5 separate regions of the Homo sapiens genome follow, and regions 1, 3, 4 and 5 are each linked to region 2. The links are chromatin loops, found by intact Hi-C in ENCODE. Cell type or tissue: mammary epithelial cell. All regions are shown on one strand.

What was found. Hi-C counts contacts between places; a loop is a spot of excess contacts. Peaks named below come from ENCODE experiments on the same cell type or tissue, not always from the same donor. Only the 100,000 strongest peaks of a DNase experiment are listed, where the experiment ranks them.
Region 1: a loop joins it to region 2, with 7 times the contacts of the local background. A loop is called at or near these places in 101 of 110 quality-filtered maps.
Region 3: a loop joins it to region 2, with 6 times the contacts of the local background. A loop is called at or near these places in 2 of 110 quality-filtered maps.
Region 4: a loop joins it to region 2, with 17 times the contacts of the local background. A loop is called at or near these places in 100 of 110 quality-filtered maps.
Region 5: a loop joins it to region 2, with 9 times the contacts of the local background. A loop is called at or near these places in 6 of 110 quality-filtered maps.

What each region holds. Positions count from the first base shown.
Region 1 is chr5:888,839-893,838 of GRCh38, reverse strand. It overlaps BRD9 (bromodomain containing 9), which reads left to right and starts at 1,038. Exons shown (of 16, transcript NM_023924.5): 1 at 1,038-1,233; 2 at 1,985-2,199; 3 at 2,552-2,684; 4 at 4,192-4,252; 5 at 4,674-4,818. The coding sequence starts at 1,182. It overlaps TRIP13 (thyroid hormone receptor interactor 13), which reads right to left and starts at 955. Exons shown (of 13, transcript NM_004237.4): 1 at 749-955. The coding sequence starts at 840. RefSeq lists silencers at 669-1,288, 1,479-1,697 and an enhancer at 1,037-1,669. In mammary epithelial cell, no CTCF peak of the experiment used is centred here; DNase peaks (open chromatin) are centred at 998 and 2,518; H3K4me3 peaks cover 2,853 bases; H3K27ac peaks cover 2,528 bases.
Region 2 is chr5:668,884-673,883 of GRCh38, reverse strand. The region is part of intron 2 of TPPP (tubulin polymerization promoting protein); the gene reads left to right. It also overlaps a transcript of CEP72 not described here. Among named protein-coding and RNA genes, the nearest start is that of TPPP, 22 kb to the left of the region's middle. RefSeq lists enhancers at 1-478, 1,322-1,491, 2,089-2,258, 2,621-2,790, 4,079-4,833. In mammary epithelial cell, CTCF peaks have their summits at 2,111 and 4,627 (motif pointing left); a DNase peak (open chromatin) is centred at 973; H3K27ac peaks cover 568 bases; H3K27me3 peaks cover 154 bases.
Region 3 is chr5:1,002,348-1,007,347 of GRCh38, reverse strand. LOC124900932 (a long non-coding RNA gene) reads left to right here and starts at 3,375. Exons shown (of 2, transcript XR_007058677.1): 1 at 3,375-4,062. RefSeq lists enhancers at 1-50, 1,204-1,847, 2,080-2,374, 1,848-2,492, 2,493-3,136 and a silencer at 2,080-2,374. In mammary epithelial cell, a CTCF peak has its summit at 2,608; a DNase peak (open chromatin) is centred at 3,827; H3K4me3 peaks cover 994 bases; H3K27me3 peaks cover 704 bases.
Region 4 is chr5:901,015-906,014 of GRCh38, reverse strand. It overlaps TRIP13 (thyroid hormone receptor interactor 13), which reads right to left. Exons shown (of 13, transcript NM_004237.4): 5 at 4,584-4,674; 6 at 1,795-1,867. Among named protein-coding and RNA genes, the nearest start is that of TRIP13, 11 kb to the right of the region's middle. RefSeq lists a silencer at 2,627-2,921. In mammary epithelial cell, a CTCF peak has its summit at 2,755 (motif pointing right); no DNase peak of the experiment used is centred here.
Region 5 is chr5:1,165,646-1,170,645 of GRCh38, reverse strand. No RefSeq gene overlaps it. Among named protein-coding and RNA genes, the nearest start is that of TERLR1, 10 kb to the left of the region's middle. RefSeq lists a cis regulatory region at 727 and enhancers at 643-812, 2,049-2,568, 2,569-3,090. In mammary epithelial cell, a CTCF peak has its summit at 2,324 (motif pointing left); a DNase peak (open chromatin) is centred at 2,355.

The DNA.
Region 1 (5,000 bases), 220 kb before region 2:
CTGGTGCAATTATGCTGACGTGTCTGAACTCCAGCACCTAGAAAATACCCAGTCAACAGCTATTCTGTTAAAGGAAAGGTCTCTTCCTCTGCATCCCCTCTGAGGCTGGTGGTCTCACCTGACCTCAATCCACCCTCCGTGGACATAAGGAGGGTCTGTGAAGGTCTGGCCCCGCCGCTGAGTTCCCCCCACTCCAGGGAGCAGCACAGCCCACAGGCCCCACCATACCATGAACTGACTTGGTCACAAATGAGTGGGATGTGCTTTGAACCCTAAAAATTTAACATCGAGTCCGTGAGGAACGGGAACAATTAAAGGGTCTGAGAAGCAGTGGCTCAAAGAATAACCACCCAGCTTTCGGCTGAGACTAGAGCTCTCTGTAATGCGCAGCCATCCTATTCTCCAACGTGGGACTCAGGGCCACATCAATGCACTGGAGGACAGCCGGGGCAGGGGCAGGGTCAGGGCCAGGTCCGTGAGCTGAGGTCGGGTCGGGGCTCAATCTGTGAGCTGGGGTCCTGCGCGCAGGGCTCGGGTCGGCCGGGTCAGTGCCCTGCGGTGGGGTCGCGTCATTGCGCTAGGATCCGGTCGGGGCCCGGCGGCCTGTGCGCCCGGGTCCAGTCGGGCCGGATCAGTACCCTGGGGTTCGGTCGCATCAGAATCAGTGCGCTGGGGTCGGGGCTCGGTGCACGCGCTGGGGTCGGGGCGGGTGGGTGCCCAGAGGATGTGTCGGACAGGTCCGGCTCACCTGCTGCCGCGCTGATGCACCTCCACGTGGACCGTTGGCGACTCGGCCACACAGGGAAGCGCCTGCTTCAGGTCGCCCACGGCCTCGTCCATGGCGCCCCCGAGAGCAGTGGGGACCCAACCAGGGCGCGGCCGCCGCCACCTCACGCCCAGCGTCGCCGCCACAGCCGCTGCCTCAGCCCGCGGGCCCCGCCCTAGCTTCGAATCTGCCGCGCGAGGCGCACCACCTCCTGACCCGGAAGCGCTCGGGCCCGGCAGGGCCACTTCCTGCCGCGGCCCCGCCTCGCCCCGTTTCCGGCGCGGCCCAGCGAGCTCGGCAACCTCGGCGCAGCGAGCGCGGGCGGCCAGCCAGGGCCAGGGGGCGGTGGCGGCCAAGGTCCGACCGGGTGCCAGCTGTTCCCAGCCCCCGCCTCGGGCCCGCCGCCGGCGCCGCCATGGGCAAGAAGCACAAGAAGCACAAGGCCGAGTGGCGCTCGTCCTACGAGGGTGAGGCGGCGGCGCTTTGTGACGCGCGGCGGGCGGGGTCCCGGGCACGGGGGAGGAGTTCCGGGCACGCGGACGGGGGTCCTGGGCACCGGGCGAGGTCCTGGCCACGAGGGAGGGGTTCTGGGCACGCGGGAGGGGGTCCTGGGATTTCGGGCAGGGAACCGGGCACACGTGAGGGGTCCTGGGTAGGCGCTTACGTTCCTGGTAGAGGGTTCTGGGTTCGAGGCTGCAAGCCCACTCACCCCGGTCCTGGAGACTAGGGAAGCATCTGTGCTGGCTTTTGTGTGGAGCTCAGGGAGAAGCTGGGCTGCCCTTTCTCCCGCCTTTCCCTCCCTCTCCCTTGCTCCCGCAGCAGCTCCATGGGTGTCAGCGGGCAGCACGGGCGCCTGCAGGAAGTCAGGCGAGGGTGAACCGAAGTGCTGGGGGTTTCTAGGAGGGAGATCGGGCTCCGGGGTTCCAGGTCCCTCTTAATCCATCTTCTTGAACGAGTAATGTGAACAACATCCCACAGGGCCTCTGGTGAGGACACCGTGGCTCGAAAGGGACCTGAAGCTCCCTGCGGAGGGGAAGGGAGAACAAGGAGGCAGTGACATGCCGCCACTGTGGTCTTCCCTTCCGTCTTTCCCTGCTGGTTGGCAGCCCCGCTGTACTCCTTAGGGAGGCCTTTCCCTCTTAGCACCTTCACGTCTCACCTGGCTGCGTGGCGTTTGCACCTGAGCACGCGGGTAGAACTCGGTCTGTGTCTGTGCAGATTATGCCGACAAGCCCCTGGAGAAGCCTCTAAAGCTAGTCCTGAAGGTCGGAGGAAGTGAAGTGACTGAACTCTCAGGATCCGGCCACGACTCCAGTTACTATGATGACAGGTCAGACCATGAGCGAGAGAGGCACAAAGAAAAGAAAAAGAAGAAGAAGAAGAAGTCCGAGAAGGAGAAGCATCTGGACGATGAGGAAAGAAGGAAGCGAAAGGTAAAGGAGCAGCGGCGGTGGCCCGGACGCTGCCCACGAGGAGCCCGTGGGGAGCCTGGTCCCAGGACCCAGGCAGAGTGCGCCTGCGTGGCTGGAGGAGGGGAGGGGGTGTTCCGTTGGTAGCAAAACGCGAACCGCTGAGGCCCGCAGACTCAGTTCCAGGATCCTGGGTGTGCTGTTCCTCAGCAGACCCTGCCAGGGTCTCTGTGAGGAGGGAGCCTGGCATGAGGAGGATCTCGGAGGGGGTTTCCCTTAGTTCTGTCCCTCCCCTGAGAACTGCGAGGGGATTGGGCAGACCTGTCCGGATCCCGCCTACTCCTGCCTTTCTCACTCCCTTGACTCTGCCGCCCAGGAAGAGAAGAAGCGGAAGCGAGAGAGGGAGCACTGTGACACGGAGGGAGAGGCTGACGACTTTGATCCTGGGAAGAAGGTGGAGGTGGAGCCGCCCCCAGATCGGCCAGTCCGAGCGTGCCGGACACAGCCAGGCAAGGGTGCACTTTTAGAGACTCTCCTGGTGTTCACAGCTCATCGTTGTAAATGAGGGGTCGGCACCGTGTCCTGTTGCTTTGGGGAGAAGCATGGGAGGGAGGAGAGCTGGTATTTCCAGGGCCTCATCCCAGGTGTCCTCTGGCCTGAGGTTTCCTCCGGTGTCTCTGAATGTCTAGAGCAAGGCGTGGCCAGTTACCACTGGTGCCCTTCAGTTTTGTTTTTTAACTTGTTAGCTAAGGATGGCTTATATGTTTTTTAAGCGTTCATAAAAAGAAACAAAAAGGCATCTCCACAGAGACCAATCGTATGTGACCCGCAAAGCCTAGACTGTTTTTTGTCTGGCCTTTATGTAAAAAGTTTGCCAGCCCTGGGTCTTGAAGTTTGGTTTTGTTTGCACTTAAGACAGTATTGGAACAGTAGCCCCATCTGGGTCAGACTGGTAAGAGAGATGCATGTCAGTGAAAACGCAGGTAATTCCCCTTGGGAAGAAGGGACCTCGAGGCCCAAATGGTGGGTCTGAAGTTGCTGAAAGTGACCATAGGCTGAGACAAAGGAAGCTGGAGGCCTTTAGTAGAATCTCTGTCGTGGGCACCATCTGCGAAGGATGGCATTTGGCTGGAATTTCCAGTTGACAAGGACTTGCCCTCTGAGTTCTCTTTGTCCCCAGCCTTCCTGTGCACAACTCACAGTGATGAGGCATTTGTACCTAAGACAAGGGGTGTCTCTTCCCAGCAACTCTCAGCATCCAGTGGTTCCTGGATTATAGGGAAACAGACGGCTGGGCTTTGGGACATGGGACATCAGGGAGTGGGGAGGCTAGTGCTGCGATCATTCAGGCCGTCAGAAACTGTCTGAGGCCTGCTGGCTCCACTGAAGGAAAGTTCTGGAAAGCTGGTGGCCTTCTGAGCTCCTGTGGTCATTTGGCTCTTCAGGCACTTTCTTTTTTTAATTTATTTTTGAAACATGGTCTTGCTGTGTCGCCTAGGCTGGAGTGCAGTGTCGTGATTCACTCCTGGGCTCAGATAACCCTGGGCTCAAGCGATCCTCCCACCTCAGCCTCCCAAGTTGCTGGGACTACAGGCACGCACCACCACGCCGGCCATTTATTTACTTTTTGTTGAATTTTAAGGGACCTCAAGTGAAATAATAATCGGTGAATTCAGGATCAACCTTTATGTCCAGAGCGTTTGTTCCGTCGTCCATTTCTTGTCTAGAGTAGTGGTATGAGCTGAAAACATTGCTAAGTGATCACCACATATTGTTGATGTAAGGGCTACCGGTTATTACAAGAGATTTTTATGACTCCTGCTGTGGGGGTGCCCTTTCTACCCGGCTGAGCTTGGTGGGAGCCAAGGCTGAGTCGGATGTATCTTTATATCCCCAGTTCTCGGTGGAACTTAAAATGCTGTGAGACACCAGACAGACAGATACTGTGAACTTGGAGCTCTCTAATGAAGGGATACCAAAGTCTTGTATTCAATTTTTTTTTCCTTAAATTGTCAGCCGAAAATGAGAGCACACCTATTCAGCAACTCCTGGAACACTTCCTCCGCCAGCTTCAGAGGTAAACCGGGGCGTTTCTGAAGAGCTAGTGTCTGGGGGGGTGTGGTGTCATCTTTTCTGAGGCCTTATTCCCCACGCCAGCCTCGTCAGCTGTGAAACAGACCCTGCACCTTCTCTTGGTGACTCCCAGTCCACTTCGGGGTGCGTAGGAAGAGTTCATGAACTCATTAGTGGCTCACTCTGAAGTCAGAGTAGAGTGAGGGAAGTCAAGGCTAGAGCTGGGACATTGATGGCCGCCAGGATGCGTTGGGGGAATTTTTATTATATCTGAAATACCTATCACAATAAATTAAAAGACGCTCGTAACTTTTTTATTTTTAAGAAACAAAATTCGGTCAGTTGTATCCAATTTTTGGATTGTAAGAGATTTTGTATCATTTAGAAATCTAGATTTTTCCGCTTTAAGATGTCTTTGCTTTCAGAAAAGATCCCCATGGATTTTTTGCTTTTCCTGTCACGGATGCAATTGCTCCTGGATATTCAATGATAATAAAACATCCCATGGATTTTGGCACCATGAAAGACAAAATTGTAGCTAATGAATACAAGTCAGTTACGGAATTTAAGGTAAGTTACTTTCATTGCCCGAAGTAATCGTGGCATAGTTCTGTGTATTCATGTCTTGTGAAGACTTCATTCACCTTAGATCATTTCTAGTTTTTGAGCTTTCACAGGTGTTTCTGTGTTCGGATGATGTTTTACAGACACAGCATTAAGGAAATGATTGGTCGTGAACGTTTTCTCTGTGC
Region 2 (5,000 bases):
TTTGGAGAATGATGGGAGCCCTGCCTGCTTGTGGGGGTGCTGGCACCCCAGGAGGCCGGAGGAGCCCCAGCTGGTCTGGGCCTGTTCCCAGAGGCAGGGCTGGAGCTGCTCAGGCGCTTGGGGGGCTAAAGCTTGGCCCCCTGCTCCAGCACATTCACCTCCCCAGTGTGGGGCCGGGGACCAGCCTTGGGGTGTGCCAGCCTTGGCTGACCATGAGGGTCAAGGTCTGGGGGAGCAGACAGCTGTGGCCCAAGCCCAGCGAGGGGTTGAGGCTGAGACCCGGTCCTGGGCAGCCTGGTCGGCAGGCTGGGCACCGTGAGTGGGCGCCGTGTGGGAGATTGTCCTGCGGGCAGCAGCTCAGGTGGCCAGGACTGGGACTCCGGCCTGAGGGGAGGCCAAGGGATTCTGACCTCCCCCCCTCCCCATTCACCTGCAGCCATGGACCCCTGTGACCCTGGCCCCCCAGGGCTGCCCCCACCTCCTCCTCTCTCCCACCCTCAAACTGTCCTTCCCTCCTGCAGCTTGGACTCCCCTCGGGGGGTCCCTGTGATCCTGGCACGGGGTCCTGACCTCCCAGGTGTACAGCAGCAAGGGGCCTAAAAACTCACACCCTTGTCTCAGGAAGAGAGAGGAGCAGGGCCACCACGAGGCGTTGGGGACACTAGAGATTTTCCTTCGATTTCCGGGGAAAGCAAGGGGTGGTGGCGGCGGGCCTGTGGGAGTTGCTTTTGTTTTGCATTTTGGGGAGGGGGTGCCCACTGTCACTTGTGGGAGCCTCTGCCTCCCTCAGGAGCTTGGGGACCGTGAGGAAGTGGCCTTCGGTACTGCAGAAAGCTGCTGACTCTGACAGGACTTGTGGAGAAAAAGTCTACCGATTTCTGTTTTCAGGGCAGGTTGCCATGGCTCCACCGGCGTGGCGCCAGCTCGGGGTATCTGCGAGCCTTTGTTTAGTCCTCGTTGCCATGGCAGCGCTTGTTTGTTTTGATGTTACTATGTGTTAAATCTTAAACAAATTTCTTGCAGCCTTACGCCAGGTTTTTGTTGAAGCCTACTGTTAACCCAGACAATGACTCCCTCCTGCAAAGAGCGTGCGGTGGCAGCTTTAAAATATTAATGGAGGCATAGCGTGCACAGGCGGGACCGGACCACGGGCGGTGGGAGTGGGGCCCGGTAGAGCCATGGACAGCGAATCTCCCAGCGCCTCCTCGAGCCTGGGGAGGGGCCCATGCCATGGGTGCCTCAGGACCCCTGGGGTCAGGCTCAGCTGCTGCCTCCCCAACTGCACCAAACACCACCAGCCTCTGGGCGAGGGTCTGCCAGCCTTGCTCACTGGCCCCCTATGGGTCCATCTAGCTCAGGTGGGGGCACCCAGCCGATGAGGCAGAGGAAGGAGGGCTGGGCTGCGGTCTCAGCTGGCTGGGAGCCCTGGCCTCCCCCAGGACCCACGCTTGTGTGCTGGGTGTGGTGTATTTTCCCAAGTAAATGCACTGACGTTTCCTATAGACACCTGGGTGGATACTGGGTGGTGGCTTGGCTTGGGGGTTAGACTGATACCTGGACGCTGGTTAGAAGGAAGCCAGGGCCAGTGGGAGACTGAGAACAGCAGGGCCAGGCTCCCTGGGGTCTGCGGTTGCCCCGAGCGTGGAGGGCTGCTGAGCCTGGTACACCCCCCCGGCCAGCCGGCACTGGGGTCTGTGGTCACCCCAAGTGTGGAGGGCCGGTAGGACACTTTGTCCTAAAGTCTTCGGACTGTTCCCAGTACGGAAGCCAACCCAACCACCTCCCAGGAGCAGGACCCAGGTTTGGAGAGAATCCAGGTCACAGTGTGTTTGGAGGGCAGCCGCCACAGGGCAAGTGAGGTCCTCAGAGCACTGTGTGTGACGTCCTCCTGTCTGTCCATCCCAGAAAAGCAGGTGTCAGCTTCCCTGGAAGGGGCCAGGAGCCTCAGGGCTGCATTGCTCCCCTCCCCCTCCCCCGTGGTACCCAGCCCGGGGGAAGGGTGGGCTGCACTCCCCACACCCAACCCTGTCCCTCCATTGCTGTGGGTGCCACCCTGTCCCGGGCTTGCACTCGGCGGCTCTGGAGCCCTGGGGCCAGTTCTGTCTTTGGGGAGCCTCTAGTGGCCACGCCTGGCAGGGCAGGATGAACGTGGCTTCCGCAGAGTGGAGCCCCTGCGGGGGGACCCTTGGCCATGGACGTCTGTGGCTGAGGGTTCAGGAGCTTGTGGCCTCACAGTCAAGGCCTGTGGCTCCTGTACCCTGCAGGCCGGGCAGCACCAGCAATCCCCAGAGCACTGTGCGGCGACAGGCACCCGTCTCCTGCGCTTGGCCAGTGGTGGGCGTGGCCTTGGCTGTCCACTTTGCCCCATGAGCCTGACCAGGCAACACAGGTCATTTGAGAAGGTGATCTCCAAACAAACAGCCAGAAACTGACTTCAGGTGCACAGACCAAAGCCCTGCCCAGGCCGAGACTGGGGTGGATGGAGGCAGCCGAGCCCCTGGGGCCCCCTAGAGAAGGTCGGGCCCCTCAGATCTGCCCGGGGTCCCTCTGGGCCCCAAGTCCACGTCCCACCAAGGGCCACCTCTTCCTAGTGATGTCCACAGGGCGGTGACTACACACGCCCCACCCCCGCCCCTCCCCAGGAAAACGAAAAGGCCGGCAGCAACGCAAAATTAATTAGCAGCAAGCGCAGGGTGTGCGCCCAGAGGGAGACAGTGCGCTGATCCCAGGCGGCCCCTCAGGCAGGGGGGAGCCTTCGGTAGCCAGACCTCCGGAGCTCAGGCAGCCCCCCGACCGGCTGTGTGGGGGCTTCATGGTGGGTGTGCCTGGGGTTAGAGCTGGTGCAGCAATGGGAGGGCCCTGGCCCTCAGCCCGCCCTGGGGCCTGAGCTGCCGTGGCCCAGTGGACGTTGCCATCCATCCTCTGAGCCAAGTAGGGTGCAGGAAGGGCTCCGGTTTCCTGAGATGAGGGGAGAAGCCCTCTCAGGTGGCCAGACATCACCTCACCTGCCCCCAGGTGCTCAGCTGCTGGTGGAGTCACTTATGAGGGGAGAATAGGCAGGGCCTGGAGGGCTTGCCACCGACCTCTGTCGGCCCCGGGAAACGTTGCTCTAGGTCCTCTGTATCTTGCTGGGGCTTGCGGGAGGCAGGGGCGGCCAACAGGCATGGGGAACCCCAAGGCTGGGTCCTGCTGGAACGGGACCACTGGACCCTCCTGGAGCAGTGAGAACTCGGAGCGACGTGCAGGATGGCGATGCCAGACAGGGCTCCCCTAAGGCCGCGTCCCTACCAGGTAGGAACCTCCCCAGAAGCTCCCCCTCCCCCCGTGGGGCCCAGCAGCCAGGGAGTCCTTCCCAGCCTCCTCAGGTCTCAGGGGCTAATGGAAGATCCCAGAGGTTGGTGCCCTGGGGGAGCCGCAGCCCCTCTCTCTCAGACTCGCCTAAGTACAGGGAGAGGCTGTTTCCCCAGAGATTCCCCTCCACAGCCCCCAGCTTCCCACCTGTGGCAGCCTCTGGACAGGGCACTCCAGCCACAGCAGCTGCAGGCCCAGAGAGCCCAGGGGAGCTGGTAGCTGTCACCTCGCCCGCCGGCCCCCGCCCCTCAGAGAGGGCACCATGGGAGGGCATTCCTGATTCACAAGGGTGCTGGATGCACAGTCCCGAGCCCAGCGGGGCCTGTGACGTCCGCCCCGGAGGAACAGGCCTCAGTCCTCGGAGGGCTGTCCTGGCCTGAGCCCAGCTCCTGGAGGCCCCAGGCCGGGTCCCAGTGTCCCTGAGAGACTGAACCAGGCCCAGAGGCCAGGGGACTCAGAGCCTGGGAAGCAAGTCCAGGCCCCGCAGGGCATCGTGTATGAGCAGCGGCTGCGTCCTGCTGGGCCGGCTTTGGGGCAGGGCGCCGGGCTGGGGAGAGCATGGGCAATGAGGATGCCGAGCTCCACACTCGGAGGCTCCTCCAGCACCCTGGTCTCTGGAGGACAGGCCCACTCTATGTCAGGAGAGCCGGGCAGCCAGACTGAGTGTCTCTGGGGAAGAGGCAGGCACCGCTGTCCTAGAACTCCTGAGGACTGCCCCAGGCGGGGGGCACCCGGGTCTCCTGGGGAGAGCTCCCCGCCCGTGTGGGGCAGAGACCCGGGCGCCCTTTCCCCGAGACACTCGGGGAGCGCGCAGAGCAGGTGTCCGGATCTGAATGTCGCCTCTGATGGGGGAGCCCCTCAGCCATCCCCCTCCCGCCGAGTGACTCATGCTGGTGGTGCCTGGCTCCGAGGCCGTCAGAAAGGGCTGCGTGCCTCAGCACTGGTCACCAGGCTGGCAGTCAGGCCTGGCGTCCGCATGTCAGCTTGGGCAGGGTGGGAATAGAAGACAGGAGAGCCTTTGACGGCCCAGGACAGACAGAGGCCCCAAGGGCCCCAGAGAGTCAACACCCCCACAGGGCCCAATGGGCACTGTCAGTTCCAGGCACTGTGGGCTGCCTGGGGTGGCCTGGCTCTTCTAGCACCACAGGGAACGTGCGGGTGTCCACGCCGAGCGCGTCAAGGGGCTAAATCCACCCCCAACACCGCGGACCCCCACGCCACAGAGCTGCCCAGGGCACCTCCGGCTCACCGGGCTCACCAGCGCCCCCTGGGGGATGCTGCTGGACAACAGCGCCCTATGGCCGGCGGGTCTGGAATGTGCCCTGCGTGGCTGCCCTCAGCAGTCCAGGCCCCGCCCTGGGGCTCTGTCTCCCCAAAGCCCCCTCCGGACACAGCGAGGCCTCCGCTCCCCTCCCTGGGACCCCATGAGGCGTGAGGGTCTGAGCTGTGGGACCCCGAGCACTTGGTGTGTTTCTCAGCGCGATTTCTTCTTTGGCTCAGCGCTGTTGATGGTGTCTGTTGTGTCTTTAGGACACGCGTGTAAAGTGTATGGGAACCCTCAGGTGCTGTTTAAACACAGCATCCGCCTTGGGGTCTGGGAATCACCCAGCGGCACCTCCGTGCCTGGCTCCAAGCCTGGCCACTTGGCA
Region 3 (5,000 bases), 330 kb before region 2:
CCTGCGATGGGCTCAGAGCGCCCTTGTGTATAGCGTCCAGGCGTCCAGATTCAGGGCCAGGGCCACCCTCCCAGGCTCTTTCGGCCCCTCCTCTCTCCCTTGCGCTACCCCAAGTGGACTTTAACTCCCAATTTGGAAGGTAACAATGCCATCTTCTGTGGTCTCAGGGTCCTAGTGAGTGTGTGAGGATGATAGTGTTACATGTTATGCAAAGTAGCACAGCCTGAGGATTGCAGCCCTTCCCGTGCCTCTAAATCCTGCCCTTACATGAGGACCGATGAGCCACCCTGGGTGAAGATCTGCTGGTGGGCTCGTGTCCCCTGTGTGGCTGGGAGCCTTGCCTCACACATGCATGGGCCCTCCTCCCAAGACCCCGAGAAGGTCCCACTGGGGGAGGTTGGCTGAGGTGCCCCAGCCAGGTGGGGAAGGGCCATTGTGTTTCACTCCTCTGCTGACTGAGCTCTGGTCCTTGCTAAATGCAGATGTCAGGAGGTCTGGGGGAGGAAGTGTCCTGGGAGGACAGGTGGAGGTGGGGGGTGGGGGCGGGCCATGGCACCAACCCCACACCCTACAGGGTGCCCAAGCTGGAGGAGCCCATGAGGCTGGGCCTGCACTGGCTGCCGTGCCCTCGCACCCACCTTGTCACTTGGAACTAGGCACATGCAGAGTCCAAACAGCAGAAACTCCCCATGCACTCCAGTGAACCTGAGTTACTAGGCAAAGGTTTTACATTTATTCTTTAGCAGCTTTATTGAGATACATACAATTCAGGGGCCCTACAATTCACCCATGAAAGTACAGACCATCTCCATCCATCCCAGGCGGGACGCCGCCAGCACACAAGGCGCACAGCTTGACCCTCAGCCCCACTGACTGGCAGATCAGGGCTGTGTGTCCTCCTCCCACTGGGCTCAGACAGTGTCCTGGGAGTCCTCTGAGGTAGAGGAATGGGATCCCCCAGGGCTCCTCTGAGTGGGAGCTGGAGAGTGAGAGCAGCCGATTCACCCATTCCTTCCCAGAGGGTCCGGAGTTCCCACCCAGCAGGACACGCCTGACCCTCACCTCGCGTGTCCTCAGGGCATTCCCCCGGGTGGATCCGCAGTGGGGGTTAGGGGCACTGCAGAGCTGAATCTGTACCCCACTGTCAGCTCAAAGGGCAACCCTAAGTGGCCCCTACGCCTCCAATGCCCACTGGACTCTTTCCCCTATGACCATCTCTCCTGGGTAGGGCAGAGCCGGCCTGGGGTTGTTCTAGAGCTGGAGTCACCAGCTCCAGGCCCTGCAAACCTGACCCCCATGCCAGTTCACAATCCCTTTGCATAACATGTAACACTATTATCCTCACACACTCACTAGGACCCTGAGACCACAGAAGATGACATCATTACTTTCCAAATTGGGAGTTAAAGTCCACATGGGGTAGTGCAAGGGAGAGCCCCTTGAGATGTCTGCATCACAGAGCGGCCTGGTCCCCTCAGCCATTCCAGGAGGAAGGGGTTCTCTTTGCTCCCCTTGACGTTCCCTTCTGGCGTGTGCATGCCTTTGCCCTCTGCGGGGCCAGTGGGCACCCACCATGCTTTCCCGGTGCTGCCTCAGTGGTGGCTGCCGCGAGATGCCCATCTACTTTTCGTGGAGGCCTCGGGACCAGTGTGGTTTGCTGGACGCTCTCCTCACGTGATGCCAGCCCGGCGTGTCCTCTCCTGGGCCCGTCTGTGGGGCAGCCCCCTGCCTGCCTCTTCCAGGGGCCCTGCAGGGACTTCCAGGTTCCTCAGGCCCGTCCTGCCTCGCCTTTCGCTCTGCGTCTGCCCGGGGCAGCCCGAGCTGGGACCTTCTGGCGGGAGCCGCAGCTTTTCAGGGCAACTGTCCTTGTCCCTGGGGGACGGCCAGTGTACGCGGGGACACTTGCGGCCCCAGCCCACTGCCGGCCTGGAGGAAAGGACGCGGGGGACCCCCATACGTGACCAGCGGCTGCAGCGCAGCTCGGGCTCACAGCGGGGCGGCCGGAGCAGCCTGGACCCCCGACGCCCGCGCCGTCCAGTCCGGGGACTCGGAGGCTGAGCCCGTAGGGGGCCGGCCCGGGGGCCATGGGCGTCCCCGCCCTGCCTTTTGCTGGGCCACGGAGCTTTGAGGACAGTTTCGCCTGCTGATAAAATCCGTTCCCAGCACTTTCGAAAGGCAGGGCGGGGCTCAAGCCGTCCCTGGAGGTTAAAATGCGCGTCCTCGCAGCTTTTCAAATCAGCCTCTCCTTATCTCCTCAGCCGCGGGCGGGGCAGGGGCCTGGTCTCCGGATGGAGGAGGAGGTGCGGCCGCAGGACGCCCAGCGGGGAGACCCGGGGAGACCCGGCCGGCGTCCGCCTCCGCTCCCGGCACGGCCGCCCGCGCCCGCCCTTCTCTGCCCCAGCCCGGGACCGGCAGGGTCAGAAGCGGGCGGCGGCGGGCGCGGGGCTCTGTCCTCCCGGCCCCTCCACCTCAGCGGGCGCAGCCGTGGGGTCCCCACCAACAGCGTTCGTGGGGGCAGCGCGGGCCCCGTCTCCCCCCGTGGCTATTCTCCCCGCGAGGCCTTGGCGCTCGTGCGGCCTTGGGAGCAAGAGCGCCCCCGCGCGCTCCTCACTCGGCTTGGGACACGCTCGTGAACTCTCGGCGGCGTCACCCTCTTCCACCGCGACTCCGCGTTCTGGGAGGCGGGGCTCATCCTGTTTTGTGGTTGTCACGGTGGCCACGGCTCCTCCCCTCCCGTTTAGAAAGCGGCGAGGTCGGGGTCCGCCGTGTGAGGGGGCGTCCGCCATGTGAAGGGGCGTCGAGGCATGTCCGCTGTGTGAGGGGGTGTCCGCGGCGTGAGGGGCGTCCCTGTGTGAGGGGCGTCCCTGTGTGAGAGGCGTCCGCGGAGTGAGGGGCGTCCCTGTGTGCGGAGGCCTCCGTGGCATGAGGGGCATCCGCTGTGTGAGGGGCGTCCCCTGTGTGAGGGGCGTCCGCGGTGTGACCTCACGGTGTGGCGTGCCTGGAAGGCATGGTGTAGCCAACTCTGACCCCGGGGTCAGGGGCCTCTTTTGAAGACACTGTCTTGGCCCCAGGCTGTGGCTGGAGTTGAAATAGGCGCATGCGCGGAGCCGGCACACACACACACACACACACACACACACACACACACACACCCACGTCCCCTTCAGTGCCCGGCTTTTTCCCCATAGTGCGAGCAAAGCCGTGAGCCTCGCGACCCGAAGTAGCCGGCAAGACTGAAATTCACACACGGGTTGGTCTCCACCGGAGCCCTGGGGACGTCTAAGAAAAGCACTGCCTGACATCGGACAAAACGCTACTGTGACGCGTCACACGGAGCCTGCCGGGACATTTCCCCTCCCTGCCCATGCCGCGTTGGCCCTGGCGGATTGGCCCCACGAGGGAGGATGGCGACTCCGGGTCTGGATGTGTGCTCCCCTTGCGTGCTCTTCGCTTTGCAAATGGATCCCTACGTTTTTAAGTGCACAAGATCCCCTGGGTGTCGCCTGCACACCGCCCCCGAGGCCGCCCTTGTTTGAGTCCACCTCTCCTTGGCTGTGCAGCGTCCGCCAGCCATGCTGACCCCTGAAGCCTTGGCTGTGCCTCCCAAGTGCACCGGGTTTCCCTGCAGACACACGCTTTGGCATGAACATGCCTTCTTAGGCATGAACAAGAAGTTCACGTGGCTGCCACACCCAAGTGCCTTGCATTTCGCCTGCTCCCCGCACCCCCCCCAACCATGTTGCCACACGAGGCTTATTCTGAATTACAGGTTGGTTGTGATATCACCTCTGGTACATGGACTGTTAAAACTATTGAAAGGGAGGTGGATCTGAAGCACGCCTACCTGTTTCCTGGCATACTTGGAACGTTGCCAGACCACTGGATACTTAGAAGGCTAATTCTACATTTATCCTCAGCCATCATTCTGAGCGCCTTCAAAAGATGAATCATCTGCACCGACTATTAAATTTAATAACCATGCACTTCTCCAGGGAAATTGCCTCAAAGGGACCCACAACTGGCCACGATTCATGGTTGAGGAAACACCTCTTCCAGTTTCAGGTAAATATTTGTGCAAATCTTTCAGGCAATTTGTGATTAGAGACCTAGAAGGAAAAAACCCACCCAAGTCAGAAAATGGTTTTCCAAAGGTGTTCTGGGCATACTTTTGTATGCACTTGTTTTTTGGGTTTTACTGGTTTTTATTGCAATCAAAGTAAGTTCAGTAAAAGGGCCTTGCAAGCTGGGCAGCGAGGGCAAGTAGAAGGCATGATTCGTGGGCAGCAGAGAAGCCCTGGGCTCCTGGCTTCTCAGTTCGAAGCACACCCGGGCGTACACACCGGTGAACATGTGAAACACAGCCGTCACATGTAGCAGGGCAGACGGCAGTGACGGTGAGAAGCTGCCTTCCAGGAGTCCCGTATGCGTGATTTTTTTTTTTTTTTTTTTTTTTTTTTGGAGACGGAGTCTCACTGTGTTGCTCAGGCTGGAGTGCAGTGGCGTGATCTCAGCTCACTGCAACCTCCACCTCCCGGGTTCAAGTGATTCTCCTGCCTCAGCCTCCCGAGTAGCTGGGATTAGAGATGCATACCACCACGCCTGGTTAATTTTTGTTTTTAGTAGAGATGGGGTTTTGCCATGTTGCCCAGGCTGGTCTCGAACTCCTGACCTCCAGTGATTCCTCCCCCCACCCCCGTCTCGGCCTGCCAAAGTGCTCAGCCTCCCAAAGTGCTGGGATTACGGGCGTGAGCCACCACGCCTGGCCGTGATTTTTAAAATAACCCAGGAATCTGAGTGAGCAGTGAAGGAAGCCCAGATGCCAAGAAACATGTGTGGGCATCAATTATGATCACTGAGGTCCTCTCCACCTAAACACTTGCTGTAATTTGGTGATATTTATCTTATCCCAACCTGGGGAGTTTTAGTCTTAGTCTTTGTATCTTATCAGCTCTGGCTTGGAGGAAAGTCTCTCCTGGCTGGAAATGAAAGTGTGAATCAGC
Region 4 (5,000 bases), 230 kb before region 2:
CAAACTCCTGGTTTCAAATGATCCACCTGCCTCAGCCTCCCAAAGCGCTGGGATTACAGGCATTGAGCCGCCATGCTGGCATGCCCCTAGAGATCTTGAAAACACACATGTATTTCAATATGTCAAAGCAAAGGGCAAGTTGCTAAACATAAGCTAAGGGGTCAAAATAAAGCAATTTCCCTATGTAAAAACATTTACAAGACATTTTTGAAGAACAAAAATTATGTATACGAAATTAAACCTCACAGGATTTCCGCTAGTCATACTGGAGTAACAGGAAGCAGATTTACCATCTAATCTTAAATGAGAAAACCTCATTTAAGGCAAAATGGATGAAATGACATCTGGTAAGGTTGCTGTACACAGGGCAGTGAGGGCTGGGACTCCTGAGTCGGAAGACCAGGGACCCTCTCTACAAATGCTCTAACTTTCTTGCCGGGAGGCATCTTCCAACCACAGGCACGGGAGGGAGCCCAAGTGGAGCACAGCCACTCGCTGAGTCGAGGAGACAGAGATTGGAGTTCAGGGAGTCTGAAGTGACTGAAGGCTGCAGAACAGAATTCCAGAGGGGAAGGAAATATGAAGAAATACCTCAGAAGGAGTGCCCAGGATCCTCATGGCGCCCCCGATGTCCTGGATGAATACTCAGGTGTGTGTGAGCAGGGGACATTCCCTGCAGCTATGTAAAGGGCGCCCGTGGTCTGTGAGCTGAAGGGCTCCTGGACCTCACACAGGCTGAGAGGAGTGCATACTCCGACCGCCAGAGTGGAGAGTGCCCACGGATCCTTCAGCACACTCAGTGGAGACCCCAGAGGACCACAATTGAGTGTTAAGACCAAACCTAAACCCCTCCCAGTCAAAGCTTAAAAAAACCAAACCTCAAAGGATCACACCAAATCACAAGTAATGGAAATGCCTAACGGAACAAAATCTAACACTCACTAAAGGAACACACAATCCACACACTTCAGATCACAATGTTCAGCAGCTAATCAAACACTACCTAACATGCTAACAAAGCAAAACCATGTGACCCCTAACCAGAAGAAAAACCAGTCAATAGAAACACAATCAGAAATGACAATCATGATGGAATTAGCAGACAGAACATTAAAACAGCTATTATGGGGTTGTTCAAGACGTGAACGAGAACATAATGAAAAAACAGTATAAAAAGAATCAAATAGAACAGAGCAGAAAAATACACTATCAGACATAACAACTTCACTGAATGGAATTAAAAGCAGATTAGACGATGTAGAAAATCAGTCAACTTAAAATACGGCAATAGAAACTTTCGAATAAAACATATTTCTAAAGAACTGAAAAAAAAAATGAAAAAGCACAGGAGTGGCCTGTGGAACAACATCAAACAGTCTAACATGAAAGCAGACAGAGTCCCAGATAAAGGGGAGGGTCAAGGAAATTCAGTGAGGAAACAATGACCAGGTATTTTCCAAATGTGATGAAAACCATAAGCCCCAAACAGACAGAACTCAAGAGGAAAAGACAAATCCGTAATTAGAGACGAACACTGCATCCAGCAAGGGGAGAAAGTATAGTCTTCTGAAGTGCAATTCACCAGCAGAGATCATGTGCTGGCAATCAAGTAAGTCTCAAATCTTAAAAGACTGAAATCATAACTCAAAACTATGCTGAATACAGAGGAATCAAGTGACTTACAGTGGAGAGGAATCTATTATTTGCGTAAAATGATTTAGAAAAAAAAAAAAACAACCTCCCGTTATAAATCCCATTCCCATGGCTCTCCTCTCACAGATTACCGAAAGTTACCTGCTTGAAAGTCTAATTGTCAATTTCTGGGCTAACGCTTTACACAGGGATGTTTTTCCAGTGCCAGGAGGACCTGTGACAAAGATCCAAGCAAATATATTTTTAAGTCAGTGCTACAACAAATTTCTTAAAACAACAGTAACTTCCATTATCCATAAAATATAAGGAATACAGTTAAAAGCTATTAATGTTATTACTACAATGAAGTCTGCTTAGAAACTTAAATGCTATGAAATATTACCAATACACTTACGTCTCCCCCTCTTTCTTATTTGTACTCAACTTCGTATTTCTGGTCTCAGCCTCCATCGCCTCCCCACCCCCAGCACTGCTCCCAGCTTCTCGGCCTACAGTCTCACTTAGCGTCGGGAATGAACATTGCATTTTCTAGCCTACATCTTTGCTGACACCTGTCCTTGTCCCCACTCTTCCTTTATGAAATCCACTCATCAAGGCACCTTTCAGAGATCAAACACACCTTTCTTGATAAATGGAGGTGGAGGGGTCATGTGTTATTCCTGTTGCCCCCAGAACCACCCTCTTTCCTAAGACAATTCTCAGTGGGCTCATACCCCATACTAGAAGAGGCAGAGGCCAGCACTCTTCTTGCACGCCTGCCTGCCAAGCGTCCCCTAGCATGATGTGGGCGGCAAGCCACCCAGGTGCCGAGGCAAGAGACCGAGGGCACGAGCTGTTCCAGTATAATAAAATAAATAAAATAAGAATAATTATACTAGATATAGATCTTAGATATGATTATATATGAATATTAATCATTAATTTGTAGCAATTACTCTTTATTCCAATATTATAATAATCCTTGCTCTACAATCATAACCTAGGAAAAACCAGGCCATACAGAGATAGGAGCTGAGGGGACATAGTGAGAAGTGACTAGAAGACAAGAGTGCGAGCCTTCTGTTATGCCTGGACAGGGCCACCAGAGGGCTCCTTGGTCTAGCAGTAATGCCAGCGTCTGGGAAGAAGCCCGCTGCCAAGCTGACCGTGGTCTAATGGTAGCGTCAGTGTCAAGGAAAAACACCTGCTACTTAGCAGACCGGGAAAGGGAGTCTCCCTTTCCCCCGGGGAGTTTAGAGAAGACTCTACCCCTCCACCTCTTGTGGAGGGCCTGACATTAGTCAGACCCGCCCGCAGTCATCCAGAGGCCTGTCTCCCTGTGATGCTGTGCTTCAGTGGTCATGCTCCTAGTCCGCCTTCATGTTCCATCCTGTACACCTGGCTCTGCCTTTTAGCTAGCAGTAGCAAATTAGTGAAAGTACTAAAAGTCTCTGATATGCAGAAATAATGGTGTAAGCCGTCTCTCTGTTTCTCTTCTCTCTCTCTGCCTCAGCTGCCAGGCAGGGAAGGGTCCCCTGTCCAGTGGACACGTGACCCACGTGACCTTACCTATCAGTGGAGATGGCTCACACTCCTTACCCTGCCCCTTTGTCTTGTATCCAATATATATCAGCGCAGCCTGGCATTCGGGGCCACTACCGGTCTCCGCGTCTTGGTGGTAGTGGTCCCCCAGGCCCAGCTGTCTTTTATCTCTTTGTCTTGTGTCTTTATTTCTACACTCTCTCGTCTTTGCACATGGGGAGAAAACTCACCAACCCTGTGGGGCTGGACCCTACAAAAGATGCCTCACAGAAGCTGCGAGGTGACCAATATGGAAAAAGGAAAGCATCTAACAGAAAATGGAGACATACAACTCTAATTTTCTGCAGGTATTTTCAAGAATTAAAGAGGAAATACGTAACTGGTTCCAAACAGAAACAACTTATTTCACTAATTAAAACACCTGCTGCTTACTCTGACTGTGCTATGAGGGCAGTATGCGGGGCCTGTCTGCTCTTTAAAAGAACATTGTGTTTTAAGGTCACTTTGTCACGCAATCTTAACTGACTTAAAGAAGCCAAGTACCCTTCAAGCTTCTATTTAACACTTGGCTACAGTTTCATACTCTCGAGTCCACTCAATTCCCGTGTCCCCATTCTACCCGGTGATATTGACAACAAAACAAAACAAAACCAAACAACAAACCATCAGTATTTTCTCCTGAGAAGAACCAGACAGAATTTCTTTAAAATATGGCTTTTTCAGTTTACTCCTCACAAAGTAAAGCTCTGAGTACTACAAGCCTAATTTATAAGTTAAGCTTTATCATAGGAATGTCTGTAGGAAAAAATAGTCTACATAAGGTTTAGTATTATCCACGTTTGGGGCATCTGAGGATGTCTTGGAATGTGGCCCCCCACAGGAAGACTTGATTAAGTGCCGAGTAATCAATGCCCCAGGGGCCGCGCGCGGTGGCTCAAGCCTGTAATCCCAGCACTTTGGGAGGCTGAGGCGGGCGGATCACCTGAGGTCAGGAGTTTGAGACCAGCCTGGTCAACGTGGTGAAACCCCGTCTCTACTAAAAATACAAAACTTAGCTGGGTGTGGTGGCGCATGCCTGTAATCCCAGCTACTCGGGAGGCTGAGGTAGGAGAGTTGCTGGAACCTGGGAGGAACCCAGGAAGTGGAGGTTGCAGTGAGCCGAGATCGGGCCACTGCACTCCAGCCTGGTCGACAGCGAGACTCTGTCTCAAAAACAAAAACAAACAAACAAACAAAAAATGTCCCAAGTGTCATGAGCTGGATCTGCTTCACAGAGAGGGGACATTCTAGGACAGCTGTGGCTCCTTCAGAAAACAAAGAGCCGTAACTCCTTGCAGAAGGACGAAGGTACAAGTAAAGGCTAAATTTCATGCCACTTATCTGGTCAAATAAAAGCCTGCATAATTTACCGTGGAGCAGCACCACCCGGTTCCAGGTGATGAGGTTGCTGTTGACGTTCTTGTCTGAAAACAGTAAAGTTGTCATCACATAATCGAGGAGCTGATAGAGAAAAAGAAAAGAGCTTGACAAAGATACCAACAAGGCAAAGGTCCCCAAGAAATGTGCCCTCCCCCAGGGCTTAATCCTACATGAGAAGAGGGAGCACAGGGAGCGAGGCCGCCTCCTAAGAGATCATCACCTCCAAACGCTTTCATTTCAGAAGAGAAGGTGCTTCCAAAAGGGAAAAGGAAAAACACTGGCTATTACTATTATAAATATAAGAAGAGCAACAAAATGATCACTTTTATTTAAAGTGCCAACATTAAACAAAACCACTAAGGGGTTTGTTTATCAAGTAATGAGTAAGCTCCTTCCCTAGAATGATA
Region 5 (5,000 bases), 500 kb before region 2:
CCACTGCAGCTCCGTGTGACTCTGCTCTTCCGTGACTTCTGCGTCTATAATCCAGACGTTCTCTGTAACCCACTGCAGCTCCGTGTGACTCTGCTCTTCCGTGACTTCTGCATCTATAATCCAGACGTTCTCTGTAACCCACTGCAGCTCCGTGTGACTCTGCTCTTCCGTGACTTCTGCGTCTATAATCCAGACGTTCTCTGTAACCCACTGCAGCTCCGTGTGACTCTGCTCTTCCGTGACTTCTGCGTCTATAATCCAGACGTTCTCTGTAACCCACTGCAGCTCCGTGTGACTCTGCTCTTCCGTGACTTCTGCGTCTATAATCCAGACGTTCTCTGTAACCCACTGCAGCTCCGTGTGACTCTGCTCTTCCGTGACTTCTGTGCACATTTCGAGCTGCATCACCAGAGCTGTGCCAGGAGCTGGGACTGTTCCGCAGCAGCCTGACCATGTGCCTCTGAAAGACCCCTCCCGGGCTGCAGTGCTCAGAAAAACTTCCAAATAAGATGAACTTCCCTTATTTAAAAGCTTGACTCCTTTTTTAGTGGACAGGGCTATGAGCTGAGGGACACGAGACGTCCAGGACAGGAGGGCCGGCCTTGTCTCAGGCCCTGCTCCCTCACCAAAGGCTCTGTGCTCTGTTCTCCTTCTGAGCCAGCTGTCCTGAAACGGAGGCCCTTTTGTGACCCGACTTGGTCTGTTGGCGGGGGACAGACACCAAGGCCATGTCTCACACCGGTCATGGCCAGCCCCCGGCCCTCCTTCCCTCCTCCCCTCCTTCCCTGCTGTAGCCTTTAGGGTTCAGACCCTGGCTGTCCTGTCCTCATTGGGGCTGATGCCCTGCCATGCCCCCCAGGAGCCCCCGTGCTCGGCAGGCTTGGGCTGGGAGGCGCAGTCTCCAGTCTCCAGCAGACACCACCTTACCCAGGTACATGGCACTTTCCTCATTAGGGTGACATTTTCCTCATCAGTGAGGCTCTCGCCTCCTGAGTTGCACCACCCCTGCGCCAGCGTGGTTGGTCTCCAGAGTCATACATGAGCATGGCGGGCTTGCCTCCAGGAACCAGAGGGTCCTCTGGGGGTTGGGGCACAAGGGGCCGCCCTGACCTCCCCAGACCCTAATGCGATTCCCACAGCTCTCGTCCACGAAGCACCAGGCCTCGGCCACGTTTCTAATCTCGTGATCCCTCCTGGAAATCCCAGACATGACAGATCCCAACGGGGTGATGCTTGCATCACTGAACCAACCCCAGGACACCGGAGAGCTGGCCGTGTGGGGAACCCGTGGATCCACCTGGGCCCTGGAGCTGGGGATGTTGGTAGTGTGCGGGGAGGCGGCAAGGCAAGACGGGCAGGAGGAGGCAGCTCTGTCCAGGGCCCAGGCGTCCCTCACGCCGTTTCCAGGCACCCGCAGACTTCAGGAGTCTTAGTCATCGTTGGGTGTTTGGGGCTCTCTAGTCCCAGTAGGTGCTGGGACTCTCAAACCTCACAGCTACCACCCTGGTGCTATCGTTACGGACGATCGCACTTTTGAGAAAATTGGGCACCGTTGCCAGAGCAGCAGTTAGGCCTCAAGCCAACTAGGCTCCAGAGCGCCTGCCGCCAACCATCATACCACAGGGCACGGTCTCGGATATTAAACGTCTGGTTGGATACAAATCAAGACCACAATTTCTCATTGCACTGGGAGCTTCGCCACGCACCATCTCTGGGCTGACGCAACAGCCTAAGGCCCTGGGTCCCTAGAAATAGATCCTGTGTGTTGTAAGTGGGCCGGCCTGGTGGTCAGGGCTGCACACGGGGCCTCTGGGCGGTGGCTGGGGGGTGGTCATTTCAGGAAGTTGTGCGGTGGGGTCCTGTGATGGGGCGTGTGTTGGGATCTTTATGACCTTGAGAATCATGGTTTTTGAGGGAGACCAAGGCCTCTGTGTCAGGGCCAGCCTGATGGGGGTTGGGGCAACTGAGCTCAACACCAACAAGCAGAAACAGGCAAGTTATCTCTTGCTCTATGCCTCAGTTTACTCATCTGTCCATCGTAGTAACACTTGTGTTTTTAAGGATTCTGCCAAAATAGCATCATGTATATGAAATGCTTGCAGGTTCCTAGAATGGACAGTGCTGAGCAGAGATGGCTGTTGTTCTATTTCAGCAACCGAATGCCAAAAATACGGAGGAGGCAGTGCGGCATGGAGGCGGATCTGCCTTACGAAATGGGCAGGGGCCCCACGCGTGGGAAAGGGCACAGGCATTTGGAAGAGTGTGGCACTTTTTCAGGAAATGCAACATCCTTCTACTCTGTGACCCAGCGGCTCCCCCTGGTGTTTACCAGAGAGAAATGGACGCAGACATCTGCCCACATGCAGGCACAGGAAGGTTCGTGGCCGCTGTGTTTCAATATTGTAATTGCGCCAAACTGGAGATGACACAGAGTCCAGGCTCAGGAGCGTGACTGGCAGCTGTGGCACATCTGTGCCATGGAGTGCTGCTCAGCACCAGGGGCAGGGGCTGTGGACGGAGCTGTGGACGCAATGTCAGGAGCACGGTGGGCGAGGAGACGGGAAGCCGGGGGCCCTGTCCTGTGGGGTTCTGGAGCAGGCAAAGCATGCCTGGGACAGAGATGGCCAGGCCAATATTACCCCTGGGCGAGGGCCAACAGCAAGGCCAGGACCGAGCTTTCTGGGGTGGTGTTGATGCAGGTGGACGCAGCTGTCTACACGGAGTCCACCTCCCCCACTGCCAGCATCTGTCCCGGAGGGCTCGGCTCACTGGCAGTTTGTCCGCAAGGTGGTGCTCAGTCACCATGCACAGGACATTTTTGACCGAAAGTTCTGTTTTTGCCATAAGTTGCACCCTGACCACACCTGCTTCTTCTGAAAGCACCTGGTACCCAGATGTGCCCATCCCCAGCTGCATTTCCTGAGTACGAAACTTGCAGGAATTTGTAGCAGGGAGGATGGGACTAAGATTATGTGTGTGTGGAGTGGGCAGGAGCTACCAAGAGCCCTGAAACCACTCAGGGTTTTGCTTGGCCATAAAGAGCCACGGAGCCTTCTAGGTTGAGGGAGGCCTTTGTGGAGAAAGGAAGCACCTGGATCAAGAAGGTTATTTCAGTGCTTGTCATCATCACCTTCTGGACCGTAAGTGGCAGGCACACATGTTGAAAATAACAACAGAAGACAGAGGCTACTTTGACTCAGATGTCTGGGCAGGCAGGGCTGGCCAGGAAGCTGGAGGCAGGACTGACCACGGCCTCTCTCTGCAAATCTGTGTCATTTATTTCCTGACGCTGGTAGCCTGGGGGTCCCTCTGCCTGAACACCTTCTGGCTCTTCTTTTTTTTTTTTTTTTTTTGAGACGGAGTCTCGCTCTGTCGCCCAGGCTGGAGTGCAGTGGCGCGATCTCAGCTCACTGCAAGCTCCGCCTCCCGGGTTCACGCCATTCTCCTGCCTCAGCCTCCCGAGTAGCTGGGACTACAGGCGCCCGCTACCACGCCCGGCTAATTTTTTGTATTTTTAGTAGAGACGGGGTTTCACCTTGTTAGCCAGGATGGTCTCGATCTCCTGACCTCGTGATCCGCCCGCCTCGGCCTCCCAAAGTGCTGGGATTACAGGCGTGAGCCACCGCGCCCGGCCCTGGCTCTTCTTAACTGCTCTGAACCCCTGGCATCAACCTGATGGGCAGGTGCTTCCCCCATGCTTCTTCTCCCTGCACTGCCCACCCCACGACTGACCTTCCCTGGGTTCCCTACACACCCCTTCAGTGCCTCTCACTTCCCTCCTGATGGCAGACGTCTCAGGACTGCTACCTTGGGAGGTTTCCCTTTGTGTCCCCAGCCACATAAGGTATCTCATTCTCTGCACATCCCCGTACCATGAATGGATGGATTGGTGGATGGGTAGATGGATGAATGGGTGGATGGATGAATAGATGGATAGGTGGGTAGATGGATGGGTGGATGGATGAGTAGATAGGTGGGTGGTTGGGTGGGTGGATGGATGGATGGATGGATGGATGGATAGATGGGTGGGTAGGTGGATAGATTTCTATCTGAAGAGTGGGTGGATGGATGGATGGATGGATGGACAGATGAGTGGGTGGATGGATGGATTTATGGGTGAATGGAATGATGGATAGATGGATGGATGGATAGATGGGTGGGTGGGTGGATAGGTGGATGGATGGATGGATGAATGGTGGGTGGATGGATGGATGGATGAATGGATGGATAGGTGGGTGAGTGGATGGGCAGATGGATGGATGGGTGGATGGATGGATGGATGGATAGATGGGTGGGTAAGTGGATAGATAGAAGGGTGGGTGAAAGGATGGGTGGGTGGGTGGATGGATGAATGGATAGATGAGTGGGTGGGTGAGTAGGTGGATAGATGGATGGATGGGTAGATGAGTGGGTGCAAGGATGGATAGATGGTTAGGTGGATGGATGGATGGATGGATAGATGGGTGGGTTGGTGGGTAGATAAAAGGGTGGGTGAAAGGATGGGTGGATGGAAGGATGGATGTATGATTGGATGGATGGATGGATGGATGGATGGATGGACAGATGAGTGGGTGGGTGAGTGGGTGGATGGATGGATGGATGGATGGACAGATGGGTGGGTGAGTGGGTGGATGGATGGATGGATAGATGGGTGGGTGGATGGATGGATGGATGGATGGATGGGGAGATGGGTGGGTGGATTACTGGATGGATGGGTTCATGAGTGAATGAAAGAATGAGTGAATGAATGAGTAGGTGATTTGTTCCTCAGGCCCTGGAGCTGGATCTACCCTACTGTCCCTGAGTGGCCTGTGTCCCATGCACCAGTCTCTGTGAACTATGCTCCACACAGAGGCAGGAGCCTGACTCCTGAGAGATATGGGTGTAACCTCTCAGGGCGTTACTCACTGGGACCACCCAGGAGCTCCTTGCAAAGGTAAAGGCTCCTGGTCTCCCAGTAGGCGCAGCCTCAGTCTCCAGGATGTGGCCTGGGGCCAGCA